Linked DNA regions of Homo sapiens: region 1 is linked to region 2. Evidence: read pairs that join two places in POLR2A ChIA-PET (ENCODE). Cell type or tissue: CD4-positive, alpha-beta T cell. All regions are shown on one strand. Each heading gives the region's core, and the rest is flanking DNA. Links, peaks and the distances in the headings are about the cores only.

What was found. Peaks named below come from ENCODE experiments on the same cell type or tissue, not always from the same donor. Only the 100,000 strongest peaks of a DNase experiment are listed, where the experiment ranks them.
Region 1: POLR2A ChIA-PET joins it to region 2 with 8 read pairs; 2 of 35 experiments call an interaction of 5 or more read pairs at or near these places.

What each region holds. Positions count from the first base shown.
Region 1 is chr2:138,871,831-138,877,215 of GRCh38, forward strand. No RefSeq gene overlaps it. Among named protein-coding and RNA genes, the nearest start is that of NXPH2, 94 kb to the left of the region's middle. In CD4-positive, alpha-beta T cell, for the core only: no CTCF peak of the experiment used is centred there; no DNase peak of the experiment used is centred there.
Region 2 is chr2:138,026,293-138,031,677 of GRCh38, forward strand. The region is part of intron 2 of LOC107985948 (a long non-coding RNA gene); the gene reads right to left. Among named protein-coding and RNA genes, the nearest start is that of HNMT, 65 kb to the left of the region's middle. In CD4-positive, alpha-beta T cell, for the core only: no CTCF peak of the experiment used is centred there; a DNase peak (open chromatin) is centred at 2,369.

The DNA.
Region 1 (5,385 bases), core at 111-5,110, 850 kb after region 2:
GGCAAGAGATTGGATTAAAAACTAATGTGCATCTTTAAAATGAGAATAGGGCACTTGAGATTAGGGAGTGGTGACTCTTAACGAGCATGCTGCCTTCAAGCATCTGTTTAACAAAGCACATCTTGCACCGCCCTTAATCCATTCAACCCTGAGTGGATACAGCACATGTTTCAGAGAGCACAGCGTTGGGGGTAAGGTCACAGATCAATAGGATCCCAAGGCAGAAGAATTTTACTTAGTACAGAACAAAATGAAAAGTCTCCCATGTCTACCTATTTCTACACAGACACAGCAACCATCCGATTTCTCAATCTTTTCCCCACCTTTCTCCCCTTTCTATTCCACAAAACTGCCATTGTCATCATGGCCCGTTCTCAATGAGCTGTTGGGTACACCTCCCAGACGGGGTGGTGGCCGGGCAGAGAGGCTCCTCACTTCCCAGTAGGGGCGGCTGGGCAGAGGCGCCCCACACCTCCCAGACTGGGCGGCTGGCCGGGCGGGGGGCTGACCCCCCCACCTCCCAGACGGGAGAGGGAGAGGGAGAGGGGAGAGGGAGAGGGGAGAGGGAGAGGGAGAGGGAGAGGGAGAGGGAGAGGGAGAGGGAGAGGGAGAGGGAGAGGGAGAGGGAGAGGGAGAGGGAGAGGGAGAGGGAGAGGGAGAGGGAGAGGGTCCTCTGCCTAGGAAAACCAGAGACCTTTGTTCACTTGTTTATCTGCTGACCCTCCCTCCACTATTGTCCTGTGATCCTGCCAAATCCCCCTCTGCGAGAAACACCCAAGAATGATCAATTAAAAAAAAAAAACAACAAAACCTCAAGGAGAACAAGTTGGTGAAATATCTCTCCATCATTTCAGGAATAATTGATTTGCACTCTGACACAAACCGGTCCTGTATTTAACATATTAGAAACATGGCAATCCTCAGATATTCTGTTTAAAAGAAAAGATGCAATCTAATATGGGCAATGGATACATAGGTGTTTGCTGTATGATTCCCTCTACTTTGGTATGTTAGAGATTTGGGGTTATGGTTCTTGTTAAAACGAAGTAAGCACAGTCTACTCTGTCTCTGCCACCAAAACAAATAAAATCTCTGGAAAGAAAAAAAGAAAAAAAATAAAATAAAATGAGAATAGGGCAGAAATATTTATTTTATTAATATAATATGATTTTTAAAAGAGAACATTTCTAGTTTGTAACCTATACTTAAACCTTAAGTATATAAAATTGTAGGTTTTACACTATACACCTGAAAATATAAATCATATGATATTACTAGTCACTTAGTGTTGCTTTAAATAGATATAAATGCAAGCTGTTATGCTACCTAATGTTAGGTCTTATATTAAGAAAAACACAGTATCTAATTTTGGTCAGCATAAAATGGTTTTAACCTTGAACAACATTTATATATAATTGATATAATAAATTAGAAAATGACTTTTAGAAGTTTCAACGAAGGTTAAAATTAACAGAATAATAAGAGTCACACTTCTGGTTAAAATGTGAAACAGAAAATTTGAGTAAATATACTTAGAAGTGTCTCTTAAAAGTAAAAAAATTATTTTATAGAATAAGTTTTTCTAATTACAATATATTTGCAAGCACCTTCCAAAAGTCTTTATTATCTTCAGCAATCAGGTAAAAATTTAGCTATGAGCAAAATGCAGCCCTTATGGTGATTTTTCACAATAGCTGTTTTTAAAGTAATACTGCAGTTTTGCTAGGCTAGCAAATTACCTTGCATGCACTGCACATTACATATATCCCACGGGAATTTTCCTACCAATCAGTGGAGAGAGTACAAGCCTAGTGCATGTATCAGTAACAATTTAGGCCCTCTCTTCTAGTTTAGGCCTGCAGCTCCAGAGGCCCCAGTGATAAACAACTTAGTCTGGGAGAAACTATAACACACCTGTACTTCAGCCAATGAATGAGACAACATCAAAAACACCCACCAAATTCTTCCCAGTGTAATGAATCGTTACAAAAAGGCTTTACCTTATTTTCTATGTAACAAATATATGTCAGTTATCCAATTTTTGCTTATGTCAGGCATTGCAGATTGTTTTTGTTTTAAAGTAAAAATTAGTGATTTAACTATGCTCCTAAACAAAATTTGTTATATATGTTTATATACTCACTGCAGTCTGCTTGAGGTTATTATCCTTGGTTCTTTGTTTCTTTGAACACCTCTTTATCCTGTACTAATACATGTTTTGAAAGGTTCAAATGCCTTGGTAGAAATTGTCTAAAAACAGGAAGAATACTTAAAAAGCTTTTGTTTATGCATTTCTCATAAGCAATTATGAAACAAAGTGCTTATAGTATATGATGTCAGAATTTAGTAATTTAGTCTTTATTCTTGATTTACTCTTTCCTAATCAAGTCTGTGTATACAAAAAGTGGTGGATCTTTGCTCTCACATTATGACTACAAGCAAATTTTCTCTGCCTTGAGTGTTTTAGCATTGAGTCTGCAGCACACACATTTAGCCTCACATTTTGCCACTACCCAATTTTGTCCAGTTTTGTTTTATGCATGTTAGTTTTATTACTTCAATTTATTAGCGAGTGTTTTTAAAGCTAAGAATCAAATCTGAGATGTTTTTAGCATCTCTCAGCATATTTAGCATAATGCCAGCCTCATAGCAAACATTAAAGACCTATTTGTTGATTGACAGTAATCTAAACATAGTTAACATTTCTAATCTATGTCTACTTATGTGCCACTGGACAAAGATAGATCATCAATTTAGCAAAGAACCAAATAGAAATCAGGTTGGTTGACACAACTGGGTCAAATTTAAAATTTTGAATTTGACAGGTTTAAATAGCTCTACTCCTACTCATCATAATTCCTCATGATACATTTAGATTGAAAAGAGCACCTCCTCTCTGTCTCTCTTTCTCTTTTTATTCCCATTCTTTATTCAGTTCTAAATCTTGGCTTAATGATTGAGAAAAGATCATTCTTTCTCAAACCTTCACTGATAAAACCTCTCTCTCTTGATAACAATGGCTGAAAAAAATGGAAGGATCTGGCCTGTGATATCTGATAATTACTTTGGGTTATAAGAAAGAAGGCTTTATTTTTTACTTTATTTTATCATTTAATTATTTCCCTGTTGTAGTGCACATCTGATAATTTAGCTTGTCTGGTACCTCTTAATCCAGCTAACGGAGTTCCCATTGTCGTTTTGTGAAATGTTTCTTCCATATTCTCAAGACTAAATTTTTCTTCTTCTTTACTCCATAAGTAGGCTCATGACCCAGGCCTGACCAACCAGAATGCCAGTTATTGGGTAGGGATAAAGCATAGATTTTTTTTGTCCAATGAGAAACTGGTTTGGATCTTCTGCTTGAACCACTGGGAGAGAAGAGATTTCTTTCTGGCAGGGCTGTTGAGGTGGAGGATTATATGCCTGGGGTTAGCTCGTCACCTTTGTCAACACATGATGTTTTCCAAAAATTAGTTAACACCAAAGAAAGAAGAATCGAGAAATAGCAAGAAACAGATTTTATGTGACTTAGTTTGAACACTTTGCAATATTAGTAATAAACTCCCTTTTTAGCTGAGGCCTGTTTGAGTTGAAGTTTCGTTATTCAAAACTGAAATAGTTCCGCCTAATTCAAGTGCATAAAAAGAAACTCTTTCTCATAAAAATAAGCTACTATGTCTTGGCTTAATGTTTTTTTCCTATTATGTTAAAAGTAACAGGTTTATCCTGTCCAGCACTATAGTGGGTGGGATAGAATTGGTTAGAAGTTCACGTTTTGTTGCATGGCCTAGTTTTAACAAGCCTAAGTATTAGGTTTAATATTGCTAACACTAACAAGGTCTGCTATACCAGGTGTAACAATTGCTTGATGCTCAGTTTTATTTCCAAGATACTATGAATAAATTTATTACATTAAAAAGAATATGAAACCGATAGGTTGTTTCCATACTAAAAGTTTTTAATTTATTTATTTTTATTTTTAATTTTACTTTAAGTTTCAGGTTATATGTGGAGAATGTGCAGATTTGTTACATAGGTATAAATGTGCCATGGTGGTTTGCTGCACCTATCAACCCGTTATCTAGGTTTTAAGCCCCACATGCATCTGGTATTTGTCCTAATGCTCTTCCTCCCCTTATTCCCCAGCCCCCAACAGGCCCCGGTATGTGATGTTCCCCTCCCTGTATCCATGTGTTCTCATTGTTCAACTCCCTGCAAAGGACATGATCTCATTCTTTTTTATGGCTGCATAGTATGCCATGGTGTATATGTGTCACATTTTCTTTATCCAGTTAAAAGACTTTTTAAATGTGGACATAATTTGTGAGTATAGCAGTGTTGCCTAAACATGTTTACCCTTCAGTGCAATGGCTGTGCAAATTTTCATCACCTGGAGTAACTACCTATACTTTAAATAGGTCAGTATTTTTTACTGGCTCAGTCCTGCAAGAGGATAGAAGAGGATGTGCTAGTGGCAGCAATGACTAAACACTTGGTCTCATTACACTTTCAGCTTTCTGTGTTTGCAGAAGGCCAGGTACTTTTCATCAAAGAAGTGAAGTTAAATGAAAATGTATTACACCAAGAAACTTACTTTCTAGGAGAAATTTCTAGAAAGAGATTCTGTGGTAGTAAATAATATAGAAAAACTAAGGGAAGGGTATTATAAAGAATTACCAAAAGTACATCTATGCAGTTCTAAAGAGAGACAAATATAACTAGGTGATGACAGTTACATTTGAAATACAATCTGAATCACACATGACATTTAAAATTTTCTAGTAGCCATGCTAAAAATAGCAAAAGAGGGAAATTAATTTTATAATATATTGTATTTTACCTACTGTATCCAACTCTATTAATCTGTTTTCATGCTACTGATAAAGACATACCCAAGACTGGGTCATTTATAAGGAAAAAGAGGTTTAATGGACTCACAGTTCCACGTGGCTGGGGAGGCATCACAATCATGGTGGAAAATGAAAGGCACCTCTCACACAGTGGCAGATAAGTGAAGGGAACTTGTACAGGGAAACTCCCCTTCATAAAACCATCAGACCTTGTGAGACTTACTCACTATCACGAGAATAGCATGGGAAAGACCTGCCCCTGTGATTCAGTTACCTCCCACTGGGTCCCTCCCACAACACATGGGAATCATGAGAGCTACAATTTAAGATGAGATTTGGGTGGGGACACAGCCAAACCATATTACCAATATATCATCCTTTCAACATGAAATTAATATAAAAATTGAGATACTTTACATTTCTTTTCATGTTTGGTTGTCAATATTCAGCATGCATTTTGTAGTTACAGCAAATCTCTAGCCACATGGTAATAGTCACATGTTCTAATAGTTACCATAACGGACAGAGCTGCATT
Region 2 (5,385 bases), core at 159-5,158:
TGGTCATTTTGATTCCAAATGTTTGCCCAGGCAACAGTTTGCCATTTGGAACCAACCCGAAAGCCAGCAAAAGCATGATGGGCCATCTGCTCATTCTTCCTTTCTCATTCTCAAGAATTTAAAACAATTATTTCCATTCATATAGCTTTTTACTTTCAAAGCATTTACCAATTGCTGTGCATATAATTTCATTTATCAACTTAAGCTTTCCACTAAAATAAAAATAGATAATTCAGGAGAAAGTGAAAATCTACCATGTGTCTTATCCAGTGATATCACCATTTTTTTTTTTCTTTCATGGAGAACCAAAGAACAGGGACATCAAATGCCCCTCAGTGATAAAGCACATGACTTCAGTAAGTAATGTTTTGCTTTCCCTGCCCTGGCCGAGTTCCTATGCCCTCATGAGCTAAAGATGGTTCAAACTCAGAATAGGGAGGAGAGTAATTGGAAAAACAAGAATGTTAGATATAAGAGAGAACTATTGCTTGCCGTTGAGGGTTGGGGAGAGAACATATGCTCAACTTTATGCCAAATATGTGCAGTAACACAAAAGTCCATTTTAAATTTAGAGATCTGATAGTACAGCATATCTGGGTTCCATGCTGGGTGAAGCCCAGGAAGATAGCAAACTTCACGGAGAAATCTTTCTGTCATCACGGGCAGCTACTGTAGAGTAAAACTGTCACTTCTAATATTGCGTAGCCAAGCCTGAAGGAGAAGGAAGGGGCCACAGAGGACACTACACCCCAAGCTGTGTATTTCTACAGGCTCAAGTGTGTCTGAGACAGCATTCCAAAGATTCCTCCCACTGTACCTACTGCCACCCAAATGGGTGCTGTGAAAGGTCTGAGAGGACACTGGTCCTCAATGGATCTCGTATTTATGATGAGGAAATGCAGCCCTAGAGGGCAGGACTGCTGGGGTACCCTAAACTCTCTAAAGTCCTTTTCTGATCACATCTTCTAACTATCCTCACTTTGTAAAATTCTTCCATTGTGAATTTTAAAAGTTCTTGTCTATTATCATTAAAAACATCGGTATTCTCAATCCCCTATGTTCCAGAACCTGGCCCTGTTTTGAGGATACCATTTTCCCCATAGCCCTTTCAAATGATAGCTCTTAGCCCATTGCATTGTCATGTGCTGTGCTTGAAGGAAGGATGGTGTCCTCTTATCTCTTCATTGTCATTTCCTTCCTATCTTCTCTTCTTTCTCCATGAAAAAATCGACTTTGAATCTCAGGCCATCAGGCTATCCCAAATACCAGTCCTCCTTGTTTCTGTTATTAACTCATACTTGGAGACCATTTTCTCTTGATTTTTGAGGATTTTTGATCCTGGCTCATTGTCACTCTTTTTATACCACTCCTGCTTTTTGGTAATTTCAATTTCCCTCCAACCTAATGTTACCCTGCTAATATCCTGGCTTCTAAGTCACTGACCTCCTTTCTTCCTATGTTCCTCTCATCTATGTTTTCCAGCCATTCGCTCACATTTGCTCTCTTGTCTTACCCTAACCATGTGCCCTCCATATTTTCCATTCCCAGTATCACATTCTGCTATGTTTCCAGCCCACTCCCTCCAGGAACTCCTCTCCAACCTCCCTTTGACCTCATCAGAATCTACAATTTCTCCATGATATCAATGTTACACTTTTCCTGGCTTGCCTTCAATTCAATCCTCTTTTAATCCAGCTTAAATTCTGGTGACCAATAATTATAATCCCTCCCTTGCATGAATTTTTTGTCACTCTCTCACTTCATCATAGGCAAAAACACAGCCCTACTTAAATCTAACTCTTTGTCTACTCCATGCCTGCAACTGTGCAACTGAATACGACTGAAGAAAAGCGTAAAACCGTGATGAATGGCCTCACTTTAAATTCATGACCACTAATCTCAAGTGGGCTCTTAATGTTAACTGGAAAATATATTTCCATATCCATTTCTCTCCCACTCTACCAGTGGAGTATGTCATATTTTTAGTTCTTTCCTTAAATCTTTAATACCTCTTCCCCTATCCTTATTAGTTGATGACTTGGTTCCTTCTTCTCAGCAACATACTTTACTGATAAAATAAAAGCAACCAGAAAAGAACTTCTGCAAACTCCAGCCACATCTACTCGCTTGCCTGCACCTGTACCTATTATACTCTACTTTTCCTTCTGGTACTGATATGGTTCCGATGACTGGAGGAACACCAGTGTTCTTAGTCTCATACCGATTTTGATAAAATGACACAGACACACATGGAGTGGTTTTAAGGAGCAGAGAGTTTAATAAGAAAGAAGGAGGAAGCTCCCCCATACAGAGACAGAGGGAGGGGAACTCCAAAGCTGAAAGAGGAAACTCTGTGTGCTGTGGAAAAGTGGCTGCTTATCTAAGGAGGCTGGAGGAGGAAGTGACTGATTTGTATAGGGCTCAGGATATTGGTTTGACTAGGCATGGTAGCCGGCAAAAAAATCTGGCCCTCCCACTCTAGCTTTTTAATATGTAAATGCAGGCCACCATGATGTTCTACCCACGTGGGGATATATGGGGGCAGCCATGTTGCCAGGCACATGTTGGGCCAAGGGCAAGAAGAATGCAGGAATCACCATGTTTGGGTGGACCCAGTTTCTAATGGCCAGCATGGCCCATCTAAGAGCTGGGGCTTTCCTGCTAGACAACAAACATTTCTGGAGCTGCTTTAAAAGAAACAAAAACTTCCCAAGGAACCCTTTTCCTCTCTATCTGCCAAAAGTAACTTCTTAATAACTCCTATAACAGTACCATAGATGCAATGTCCATGCTTCTAGCTGATGTGAGTGTCTCTACTTGTGCACCAAGTCCCAACTCCTCTGTGCTGTCTGAAGACATCACGGCAGCAATTATCCCCTCTTTTTCCCAAACCATGATTTTCTCTTCTCTATTAAGTCTTTTTCACCAACATAATAACTTGCTTTTTATTCTTCTACCTTCTTTTTACCTCTACTTCATTCTCGAGCCACTATTTATTTCTGCCTTTCCCTTTACAGAAAATTTCCTGGAAAGTGTTTTCTATATTTGCTGGGATTCATTTTCTTTCATAATTCTTCCTTGATTCCACCCCATGTTTTCTCCACACCACTCCATTAATGTTGCTCTTGGCAGCCCCATCAGTCTGCTCTTGGCAGACCTCAGATCCAGTGGTAAGTCCTTGGTGCTCAACTTATTCCATCTACTAGCAGTATTTTACATGTTCTATCTTGAAACACATTCTTCAATTGACTTTCAGGACACCCCCACCCCTGATGTTTTGCCTCACACCTCATTTGCCACTACTTTTTAAACTTCTTTTTGAGTTTTTCCTCATCTCCCTGACCTCTTAATGGTGGAGTACCAAGGACTTCATTTTGGAATTTTTATTTTCCTGTTTATGCTCACTTTCATTCTCTTGGGGCTTTACATACTGCTTAAGTACTGTTGATATGCTGACAACTCTAGAATCTCTCTCTCTCTCTCTCTCTGTCTATGAATTCTAGATTCATAGAAGCAACTACCTATGTCACATCCCCTGTTAAATGTCTAATAGGCTTACCAAGTTTAATGTGTCTAAATATTAAGCTTCTGATCTTCCTGACCCCAACCCCAAGCAAATATCTTCTATCTCATCTTTGCCCCATTTCAAATAATGCCATTCTTCCAGAAACTCTGGCCAGAAACCTTGAATTCTTCCTGGAGTCCTTTCTATTTCTCACATCCTATCCCAAAATGATGCTAAATCTTTTCCACCTCTTTTCCTGAATGTCCTTTACCCAGAAAACCCATGACTCTCTTCTTCACCTCCATTGGATTTTTACTTAAATGCCACTCTGAGGCCTTCCCTGACCTTGTATTTAAAATTTCAACCCCCTATTCTCAACACGTACTATCCACTTCCCTGCATTATTTTTCTCTGTTGCATATATCCCCACTAAAAAAAATGTTATTTATTTATTTTGTTTATTGTCTGTTTGTCTCTCCCATCCTTCCACTGCAATATTATACATTCTTTGAAGACAGGACATTTTTTTTATTTGCTTACTGCTCTATCCCCAGTACCTAAAACAACACAACACATGGTAGGAACTCACTAATAGTTATAGAATGTGTTAGGAATACCTCTTTCAAGTAACCATTTTGAGGCTTGCATCCCCATCACCCATCCTGAATATCACAAGGTTTCTTGTCTACTCCATGAGCGATAGGACCCCTTTGCTTTCCTGCTGAGAGTGAAGCAGTTCTCAGAGGGGAAGCCCAGTAATGTACTCTTGCATGAAAGAAAGCCTGTGGTTTTGATGTGTTAAGGCCTTGGGTATGATGGTTTGCTAGCATTAAGGTGGTGGTGAATAATTCCCTTCCTTCCTGCAATGCAGCATTTTGGGAGATAACAACATCTTATTTTCAGTCTGAATCATTTCTCATGACCTGTTCATTTTTAGCCGCATGCTCATTCTTCTGTATACCATAGTCATAGGTTTTTGTTCATCTCTGCACTGCCCTGCCCCACCCCACCCACCTTTTCTAAAGTCAGCCTCGATCAGCCAGGGTCCCACTAGAAGTACAGAACCCACTCTGAGGAGTTAAAACAAACACAGAGAATTGTTTCCACAGCTATATAGAATGCAGGGAGGATGCTGAGAAAGCATCCAGTACAGAGGGAGGCAAACCAGAAATGAGTGATGGTAGGAAGCTCCTACCCTAAGTCTGAAGGGACCAGAAGGGAGTGTTGTTACTGGAGCACTGGGGTGACAGTCACCTGGTGAAAAATGGAATCAGGGCAGTTCATCACAGGGTTTTCTGGAGACCCAGAGGAGAAACAGTGGCTCCTGGGAATCACACCCTAAATGCAGAAGAGGGAATTTCTCCCTCCTTCCCACCCACATCCAATCTTCCATTAGTACCTTTCTTGGCATAGGATCCTGGAAAACACAGTCTGCAGGGGTCAGCTAGCCTTCTCCCTCCACTGCTTCCCCACCCTTTGTGATACATAGCAGAGCAGGGGGAAATTTGAGAAACAGATCTGAAGGTAAACAGCTCCATGAACAGGCATACAAGTTGGGATTTTGGTCATTTCTAGCAGTCAGAAGTTAATTACCCCAGAAGATCTGAAGATGCCTATAAGAATCTTCAAGATATGAAGTACAACCAAGCTTACACTTAACAGCTTGGGGTAAGGTGGTGAGGTTTTGTTGTGGAGTGCTGACAGAAACTTAGGATAGTGCAGAAGGGGAGGGAGAGGAGGGCCTCCAGCTTTGAGGCTGTTTCAGTTCCCACTAGGGTCATCCCTCTCTCACTAACAGACCCATTCAGTGGGAGGTTGTGTCTGGGACTTGGGCACCAACACTCAGTTTCCCACTCACTTCCAGTGTTCACAGTTGTTGG